Regions from separate parts of the Homo sapiens genome. Here region 2 is linked to region 1. The links are chromatin contacts, found by Hi-C in ENCODE. All regions are on one chromosome and are shown on one strand. The core of a region is the stretch at or near the end of the contact, and the rest is flanking DNA. Distances in the headings are between cores, read along the strand shown. Region 1 holds the start of SLC37A2 (solute carrier family 37 member 2). Region 2 holds the start of PKNOX2 (PBX/knotted 1 homeobox 2).

Evidence for each region. A loop is a pair of places that touch in the nucleus more often than their neighbours do. Pooled maps may share reads with other maps.
Region 2: a loop to region 1 is called in a map of endothelial cell of umbilical vein, with 7 times the contacts of the local background. The contact joins the promoter of PKNOX2 here to the promoter of SLC37A2 in region 1. A Hi-C loop is called at or near these places in 1 of 168 maps with a recorded cell type or tissue (endothelial cell of umbilical vein), 1 of 37 single-sample maps with no recorded cell type and 6 of 50 pooled maps.

What each region holds. Positions count from the first base shown.
Region 1 is chr11:125,061,269-125,066,048 of GRCh38, reverse strand. SLC37A2 (solute carrier family 37 member 2) reads right to left here and starts at 2,744. Exons shown (of 18, transcript NM_001145290.2): 1 at 2,623-2,744. The coding sequence starts at 2,681. RefSeq lists silencers at 2,456-2,535, 2,746-2,935.
Region 2 is chr11:125,162,198-125,166,977 of GRCh38, reverse strand. It overlaps PKNOX2 (PBX/knotted 1 homeobox 2), which reads right to left and starts at 2,227. Exons shown (of 13, transcript NM_001382323.2): 1 at 2,202-2,227. It overlaps PKNOX2-DT (PKNOX2 divergent transcript), which reads left to right and starts at 2,369. Exons shown (of 3, transcript NR_125759.1): 1 at 2,369-2,637. RefSeq lists a silencer at 2,365-2,514.

The DNA of each region.
Region 1 (4,780 bases), core at 1,495-3,994:
TCACACAGGACCGCATGAACTGGGGATGGATGACTGTCTTCTATGTTCAGAATACTGTTGATGTTGATATAGTGTTCTATTTTCTGGACATATAAGGAAGACCTTTCTCTTTCTTCTTAGGCTATATTAACCCATAAGAACTTAGTAGATTCTGCTTTCATAAACTGAAATGAAACACTTATAAATATCTTTTTCTCCCTACCTGACTCCTCAGAATTCAGAAACTCTTATGGAATCTTCTTGCTTTTCATGGAAGTATGGTTATTTGCACAGGTTCAGTAAGAATTTTTTTTTTACCAGTACATAATTAGAAAAATTGGTTATGCAACCAAGACCTTGCCGGGATGTTGTATTTGATCAGGATGCCTATTTAATCAGATACAACCAGCCTCCTCTAAAAACTGAGGTTCACTCTATGCAGCCAATACTAAGAAAAACCTCCCAAGAAAATGGGCTTACTGGGTTTCCAGGTTTACAAGCCAAAAGGAAGGTCACTCTCTGGCTAGCCCAGAAACTTTAGGATATTATGGGGACCCTGAGAAGAGGAATTTGCCCAAATACATCAGTACAGTAGGTAAAACCTGGTGAAGACAGTTTCTTGACTCGGCTTACTAATGTCAGGACAATAAATAATTAAAGGCTTTAAAAAATCTAATCTAGGATTCCTTATGAAAACTTCCAGCTAAGTTTATTAACTTAACAAGGGGTATATGGTAAACTAACACACTTGCAGCCACAATCAAGTCAAATCCAATGAGATCAGCTTTATTTTGTGATCAAGAATAATCCTTCTAAGAATTTTCTTAAAAATCAAAACAGGAGAGACTGTAGAAAAACAATGTATTTCCGTGGAAAACTATGCCTTGTCTAGCACATAGTCCGCCAGGTTATCAGATTCCAGCTTTTAATTGACCTTGAGCTATTTTAAAATTCTTTGAAGTGGTAGGTAACTGAGAAGCCATGCAAAATATACCTATGAAGATAATTTCAGTAGTCTTCCCTCACAACCTGTAGAAGACCAATTTGGTCTCAATATTCCTAACCTATAAATGAATATGTTCTTTAGATTCTCTTTTTAAAATTGTGGTAAAATATACATAACATAAATTTTGCCATTCTAACCATTTTTAGTCTACATTTAGGTGGCATTAAGTATGTTCACATTGTCTCTCAACCATCACCATCATCCATTTCCAGAACTTTTTCATGTTCCCAAACTGAAACTCCATACCCATTAAACAATAATTCCCCAATCCCCCTCTCTAGATTCTCTTTTGAACCGATTATAACATCTTCTGCCTCCTTTATTATGAGTAAAAGAAAATCTTTAACATGGGTTCATTCTTATGTCTTTGTGAGAGTCAGGATTTTAATCTTTTTCTGAAAAATATCTTTTAACAGTCTCCAACTCAAAAAAGACTAGGTAAATAATCTAAACGAGTGAAGAAGGTTAGAATTGATGAGAGCTCTCAACAATTAAAAAGTGTGTAGGGTAGCCAATTGTCTCATTTTGCCCAGGATTGAGAGGGTTGCCGACAAAAGACTGTTTCAAAACCAGGACAAATTGGCCACTTTAATAGCACCTGCCCTATCTAAAGGGGACTCCTCAATCCTATTCATTTAATTTGGAAATTTAGGCCCAGTATTGCTACATCATCCATTTTTCTTTTCTTTCCTTTTTTTACTTCTAGAGACAGGGAGGGGTGTGAGGGGGGAATGGAGGGGTGGTCTCACGATGTTGGCCAGGCTGGTCTCGAACTCCTGGCCTCATGTAATTCTCCCATCTTGGCCTCCCAAAGTGGTGGGATTACAAGCATGAACCACCATGCCCGGTCCACGTCGTCTATTGTTCAAGAGAAGTCTGGAATCTAGCTATTTTTGTTAAATTTTATGATTTGTAAATAATGGCAACTAACACAATATTTTAAAAACTGTGCAGACCAAACGGACTGCTCCAATGGTTGACCGCCTCTAAGGAAGAGTGGCTGAAACCCCTCCACCCCACCTTGCAGCCCAACATGTGGTCCCTGCGGTCAGGAAGAGAACCTCTGTGAAGCCCTTCTCCCACTGCCGAGGGGCTGCCCTGCTCTGCTCTGAGAGCTGTGCCCTTTCCAGGTGCTGAAAGGCCTCGAGACGAGCTCCCAGGACCACTGAGTTCTGGCCTTGGTGTTCGAGGGCTAAAGGAGACCAAGAGGGACACTCACAAACCCCAGTGGCAACCCCTTTCCTCTACCATCCCCTGGCCTCGGTTCCCCAGCCTTCGAGCCCAGGTTCCCCAGCTGCCCAACGACAGAAAGGCGCTCTGAAGGCGCCCCGGATGTGTGTTAGGAGGGGAGGATGGAAACGGGAAACGATGGAGACCCTCCCTGGCAGCCTGTTCTTCCCCAGTGTCACCGAGCCAGCGTCGCGGGGTCTGGGGGAGCGCGGGCGGAGTTGGGCAGGGAGGGTTATCAACCTCCGAGGCGGGCGCCGCTGGAGGAGCTCGGGACCAAGTCCCCCCAGCACCCCTGGCCACGCGGCGACGCCGGGGCCGATCTGGGGTGATCTCCGAGGCCCCCCGCGGCCCCTGCAAGCCCCGAGCCCAGGAGGTCCCGGCACGCCTCCCTCCCCTGCCCCGCTCACCAGCTGTCCCTGGAGAAGGCCCGGAAGAACCAGACTCCCGGAGCCAGGGAGGACCGCATTTTGCCTGACCGGTACCTAAGGCTGAGTCGACGGAGGAGGCTACAGAGCTGGGCGCGTGTCCCGGGCTGGACTGGCTGTCAGCGGGGTTTAAATGCCCCGCCGGCCGGCCCGCCCTGGCCCCGCGGCCTGAGTACGGCAGCGCCCGCCCCCTTGCGCCCGCCCTCGGGGTCGGGTCCAGCGCAAACCCGCCAGTCGTCCCTAGCCCGGCCGCTGGCACCACAGCGCTCCTGTGCTTTGCTTCCCCGCCACTGCCCGACAGCTCTGAGGTGCTGGGGCTCCTCATTCCGCCCTGCACTTTCTGCCTCACCACCCGCTGGGGAACCGAAAGCAGCAATCTCGACGCTGTCCGGTGTGACGTGCCTGCCTGCCCGCACTACCCCGCAGCGCTTCCTGTCCTAAAAAGCCATGGGCTCCGACACGGGCGGGACACGAGACGCTGGAGGGCTGGAAGTCACACTCAGCGGCCCTGCATGACTAATCTCGGTACTCTCACCTTCTGGGAGCGCAGGAGTTTTTTTCGTGGGCGGGGGCGGGGGGGGGACAATATTCGGCCCCAAACACACCACAGGCTCAGGCTGGGGCTTCCTGCCCTGCTCATATTCCACAGGACCCCACTCTTCCCCGGCTTCACAGACACCGGCCCCCACGCGCTCCCGCCATGACAATGTGGCAGTCACTCCTGCTCTCCTTTCTGGAGGCAAGCAGCCACCAGGCAGGGACTTCTGTGGTCCTGAAAGTGACTGCCTCTAGCCTGAAGATTTCAGGGTATGTTTCCACTGATAATTGTGAGATCCTTGTACATGAACCCAAGGGTGAAATACAGAAGGCTGCAAAGGGAAGTATTCCCCTGAGGAATAAAGTTAATAGAACATAAAACAGGAGTGTCGGAGCAAATGGGTTTCAGCCCTAACCCCACCCTGCCCCTAATTCCTAGGAGTGCCCAGGCCCTACGCGCAAGGTCAGAGAAGTGGAGTAACAACTCCACCAAACAGATTAGGACCTAGAATAATGGGCTTGGCTCGTACCAGCCCTAGAATCAAGAAAAAGAGGGTAAGCAGAGTTGTAAAAGCCTCTGTTAATCCCAGGCAGTCAGGGGGCATAGGTCTAGTGGCAGAAATGAAGACGGTAACACGCCAACGACAAAAGGTAAAGGAATAGAGAAAAGAAGAAAGGCATAAGTAGAAGGGAGGCCCAAATAGGGTGCAGAGGCTTGAAACACCAAAGGACCAGTGTCATTAGCGGCAATTCACTAAATCAAACCCCTGATTAGACCACTCACTGTACTTGGGGGTATATTCATTTCACTCTTACAAGTCAGTTAGGTGGCTATTACCCACCTAGGTAAGGTGACTTTATGTCCTGGTTTGCCTGGGACAATCCCAGGAGACACCTGCTGTCCCAGAATCTATGATGGACCCATTCTAGGGTCAATAATCACAGGTACCCCAGGTTAAGGTACTCCTTTAAGGGGCAGCAAATAAACTAGAGGAATGAGCTGATATCCCCAGGAAGGGAATTATTCCTACGCTGCTTATTTCTGAGGGACTAAAGGGAAGGATAAAATTGGAATCCAGTTGAGCCAAGGAAGCAGCTGAAGTTCCTTGATGCTACATTTGAGGAGTAGGTGGACATCACCAGAGGAATGGAAGAGACCATCTCCAGGGCTTCAGAGGTGCTGTCCAGACTTCAGCAGTGTGGAACATCTGTCTTTCCATTTCAGACAGAAGCCAAGAATAAGGGTCACTCCTGCTCATTTGTCAGGAAGCTGTGTTCCTGCCTCACAGGGGACCATGCCTATCTGAGGCTGGGACTCTAAGAAAGGCATTAGGAATATGCCCTCATGGTAGTACGGCTATTGTTCACAGTGCACCAAGTAGCTGGGAGCAGGGCCGGTACTGAAACAGACTTTGCCTTGTCACAGTTACTTCCTGTGAATTCCAGCCACGTATCCCTGTTCAGGGGCCAGGGTGGCAGTGGGAACACTCCCACCAATGTTGGAACTCTTTCTTGCTCGCTCCTGTTGGTGAGCTGGATGATCTCTGTGCTTCCTGCTGCTTGGGGGAGTGACAAAGAGGGATATTGTGCCTCAGGGAGTCCC
Region 2 (4,780 bases), core at 978-3,477, 100 kb before region 1:
GGGCTTTGGGTAATACACCGTGTTATGTTTGAACACCATCATTCTCAGATTTGGGGCGGGGAGGATCGTCTAAACTGCCTAAAATGCGAAGCTTTTGGCTGCCACCGGTTATAGAGCATTTGAAACCCGAAAAGCTAATATCCTGAAGTCTCCGGACAGGAGAGATGACAGTAGGGCACTCCAAGCTTCCTCCTCCCCCGGGCGCACCAAAGGCCGGGTTTGTGGGCTTCTCAGTCCGGCGCGGGTAAGCACAGGAAGCGGCTCCAATCAGGGCACTGGAGTTTGAGCCGGTCCTACCCTGGGCCACAGCCCAGACTCCTCGGCCCACTGTGGCACCTCGCTGCTAGCGCTGCCCCCCGGCCTTCATCGCAGGCCGCGGCCCCTGCGGGCCACCGCTCCCGCCCCGCCGCGCTGCGCCCGCAGACCCAGGTGGCTCCTGGAGCACTCCGAGCCGCCTGGGTCGGGACCTCAGATCCACTCCCAGCCCCGCGAGGCTGCCCTGCCGCTTCGCCCAGAAGGTCTCTTCGATCTGTCCGCTTCCCGGAATCGCTCTCTTAGGACCGGGTCCTGTGTGGCCCAAGTCCTCTCCTCCTAAAGAAACACTTTCAGGGGGAAGCAGCAAAAATTCGGGGCTCGCCTGCCATGGCTCAGATCAACTACTTTCATCGCCTACCTAAACGCTTTTTCACACGCGGAGCTGCAGGACCCCTCGTGCTACCCTCCCCAAATTCCAATAGCTTCCACCACAAGAAAAAGCTGTGATCCTGTTACTGAATCCTAAAAACGCCACCCGTTCCTCCAGCCCCCAACTCCGACCTCCAGCCCTCTGCTCTGGCCGGCGTGTAAACTACTTATCGGCCCCTCGATCCCGATTCCGTAAACAGTCTGGATCCTATAAACCGAACTCTAGACTGGTCCTAAAACCCAGCCCTAATTCAGGCCGATCCACAAGCCCCTACCCCTCAATTCCCAACCCGAGTCTCCCCACCGCGCGGAAACCCCCGGCTCCCCCGTGAAGAGCCCCGGGAAAGGACGGCCCATTTCGCTCGTTTCTTCCTGGGGATCGGGAGCCAGGAAAGCCCGTCTCCTAACCCGAAAGAAATGCAAACTTTGAGCGGCAGATTCGGGATCCTGCGCCATCCCCCTCAGCTCTCCGCTCTCGATCGCTTTCAGTTCCCTCTTTTACGAACTCATCCCCTAGTTCTCGAGCCAGAAGGGCTCCCGATTCCCAAGCCTCGCGCGGGCCCCTACGCCCGCCTCACCAAAGATCCCCAGCAATCATGGAAAGCCGGTGACCCTACACATTCTCGCTCCTCCCTGGGTGAGGGTCCGTGCGTGTAGCCCCTCGGATCCTGGCTTCCCGGGCCCCGCCGGTGTTCCCCTGTCTCCACTGATCCGTCTGCAAACCCTCATTCGCCCTGCCTCCCCAGGCCGCGGCCGCGGCTCCTCGACTCCTCCGGTCACCTGGCCCCAGCCTGGGACCGCTCCCGCCTCCAGCCGCTGGAAAGCATCTCCAGGCTGGTGGCGCGGAGTAAGCGCCGGCCCCAAGGACGCCCGAAGCCGGGAGAAAGAGAACCTGGAGCCTGCCCGCGGTTCCCAGCCTCTCCCCGCGGAGCGCCCGGCCGGGAGCCTTCTGCACCCGGGCTCGGGCCGGCGTGCCTGTTCCTATTCTCGGGTCCCCTGGCGCTCCTGGCGCACAGCTCCCCGCCCGCCCGCTACGGGGTTGGGCCCGCGGCGATTCGAGTCCGCAGCCCGGCTCCTTGCACCCGAGGACAATGCGCGGCCGGCCACGGGCCCAAGCGCGGCGAGGCGGCGGCGGCGGCGGCGGCGGGGCTGAGCGCTGGCCGGGCAGGGGAGCGGGCGGCCCGCGGGGCTCTCGCAGCCTCCGTGCCCGGCCTCGCCGCCCCTCGCGCTGCTCCGCTCCGCGCTCTCCCGGCGCTTCCCCAGCTTCTCTCTGCACGCTCCCGCCGTCCCTCGCTGCTCCCTGCCTCCCTCCTCCCTGCTGCCTCCCTCTCTCTCCTCCCTGCTGCCTCCCTCTCTCCCTCTCTCCTCCTTGCCCTGTCGCAATGAATAATACTCTGGCTTGGGGACTGGAATAAAACACACGCGCTCTGAGGCAGCCGCCCGCAGCAGCAGCCGCCGCCGCGCCGCCGCCGCCGCCTGCAAAAGCGTCTCTGACATGGAAATGAATGACAGCTTACCTGATGCCAATCTTCATCAGACTGACACCGGCGTGACAACACAGCCTATACTTCCCAGCACTGCTCGGGACGTCAGCGGCACAGGGACCCGCCCCCCGGACCCCCCCTTCACACACCTCCCCTCTCCCCACTCCCCCTTTTCTCCCCACCCCCCATCACCCCCACCCACTCCCGGCCCGGCCGCTGCCAAGTCGGAGGAGCCGCTGGAGTGTCTCCCTCTACCGGAGGCTCTCGGGCGGCGGGCGCGGGCCTGCTCCTGCGGCAGGGAGGCGGGCGGCCTGGAGAAGCGGCTCCGCTCGCGAGGAGCCTCGGATGGGGAGTGCGGTGGACCCCCAGGAACTCTGGAGCACCCTCCCGCCCCCAAGCCAAGTCCTCCTTAGCGAACAACCGGGGCCGAGTTCCAAGATATCACCGGTGCTGAGGGGACCGAGATGAGGTGAGATTTTCTGTGGACCCCAAGAGAACTCCCCAGAAATGATGAAACTTAAAACGGGCAAGAAATCCTTCCTTCCACCAGCACTCCCCCTCCCCCTTTTCCTGCCTGGCTGGCCTCATTTTTATGATTGCATTTGAATAATTCTCATTACCCTGGCCCCAGAAAAGGTGTTCAGATGACACTCTGGTTAGTTATTCCTGGTCTCAAGAGCTTTTTCTGCTGTGGGCTTCCCGGGGTGTCTGGTTCAAGGTGGGGCAGAGGGAGAGAGGAAAGAGTGGATAGGCTTTGTCAGTAAAGCACTTCTTTGCAAATGTCAGGCAAGCCTGTTCTAAGCCACTGCTATTTTCATTCTAATAAAAAGTCCTCAAGAAACTCAGTGAGTTCCCAGAGTTCTGGGGGCTGGGGTGCAGTCATATAAAGGGAAAGACCAGCTGGGCTGTTTCAGCCTGGGCCTGCTGGGGTGGCTTCATCTACATCAGGGAGGAAATGGGCTCCTTACATGCCCTCTACAGTGGAAGACAAAAGCAGGCATGTGTAGACCCACAAGCGCCTCCATTCACTCAGCAGAGATCACAGTCCTACTAAGAGCCACACACAGGAGCACACTTGCTTGCTTCCTCAACTTAGCACATGGCCCTCCGCATAAAGGGACAAGAGAACCCCTTCTGCCTCTGGAAGTTTGCTTCTTGCTCCCCATAGAGGAGCCCTTTCAGCCAGTCAGGCAGCCATTGATCCTCTGACCCCAGGCCAGGCAGGGGGCCTGGAAGAAGCCCAGACAAAGACACCGACAAAAGCGGGAAAGCAGAAAGTGAAACCCAGCCTCTGGGTTTTCAGTAAAGAATCTGACCCAAGAAGTTGAAGGCTGCCCCTGAGCTCTTCTCAGGCCTCTGGGTCGCCACTCACCCGCCTCCGTCATGGGCAAGGATGAGAGCTGTTAGCATTGCCTGGCTCAGGGGAGGCAATTGAGACCCTTCTTATATCACATCCCAGATACACACACTACTGTTTGTCCAGATCCTCCCAATACCCTCAAATCCACCCACCAACGTTGCTTGTGGGAGAAACTCTTCAGTGGTAGCCCCCATTATAGACAGATTAGAATCCTCTCACCTTCACATAGAACCTTCAAAAACTTCACTAGGTGGATTTATGTCACCCTAGCCTCTGATCTGCAGTCAGAGTCTCTGGCTGCTGACAGCATAATCGCTATTATATATTATACATTGTATAATAATATAATAATAATGAATGCACTTGCCCTTTTTATGTGGTACAGAAGCGGCCAGATTCTCCAACCCAGAGGCTGGAGGTCAGGCTGCCATAAACTCTCAGAGGGAAGCCCTCTTCAGATAAGGGAGGGGGAGGGGAGATCCATTTGTCTCTGCCCAGGACCCCTGGAGGGAGGAGTTTCTCTCTTTCCCATGGCTCCCAGTGAGTTGCTGCAGCCTGCAGAGTCAGAGGGGAAAATCAGGCTGAATTCACCCCATCAGAGAGGTGTCAGTGAGCCATAAATAGGACCGCAGGCAACAGCCTTGGATCACTGATTTACACCTGTCACACCCCTCGTTTTCTGAAATCTAGATCAATGCCCAACACTTTCCTGATATGGGAGATCCATTGCCATGAGCTATTAATTTTTGGAGTCTTCAAATACTATGATTTTCACTAATACCTTTTTGGTGCTTTAAACTGCACATCGTAGTTTTAAGTAAATATATCTTGCTTTGACTATTTTTGTCATTTGCAAGAGCTTAAAAAATGATTATCCAAAATATAACCATCGTTTTTATAATCACTGAAGGCAAATATTTTCCCTGCACCCACCAGAAGCTCTGCTGTGTGCTAGCACTAAGAATAAAGAGCAGAAGCAAAGAGGCTCAGGTTATGGCTCCTGTCCTCAAGAAGCATTCATTTGTTGAAGAAGACAAAGCGCCAATATGTAAAACATTAAGTAGCAATAATACAGGAATCAACAGAAGACACAAGCTAGTAAATACTTAATGAAGAAATGAGTTGTCAATATGTCAAATTCCATGAGTTCCACATCTCAGTTTTGGCTCTGTCAATGAGTAGAGAAAGGATAGAGTAGAAATTAAGAATTCACTACAGATACTCTACAATTTCTTCCCCATCATCCCTCTGA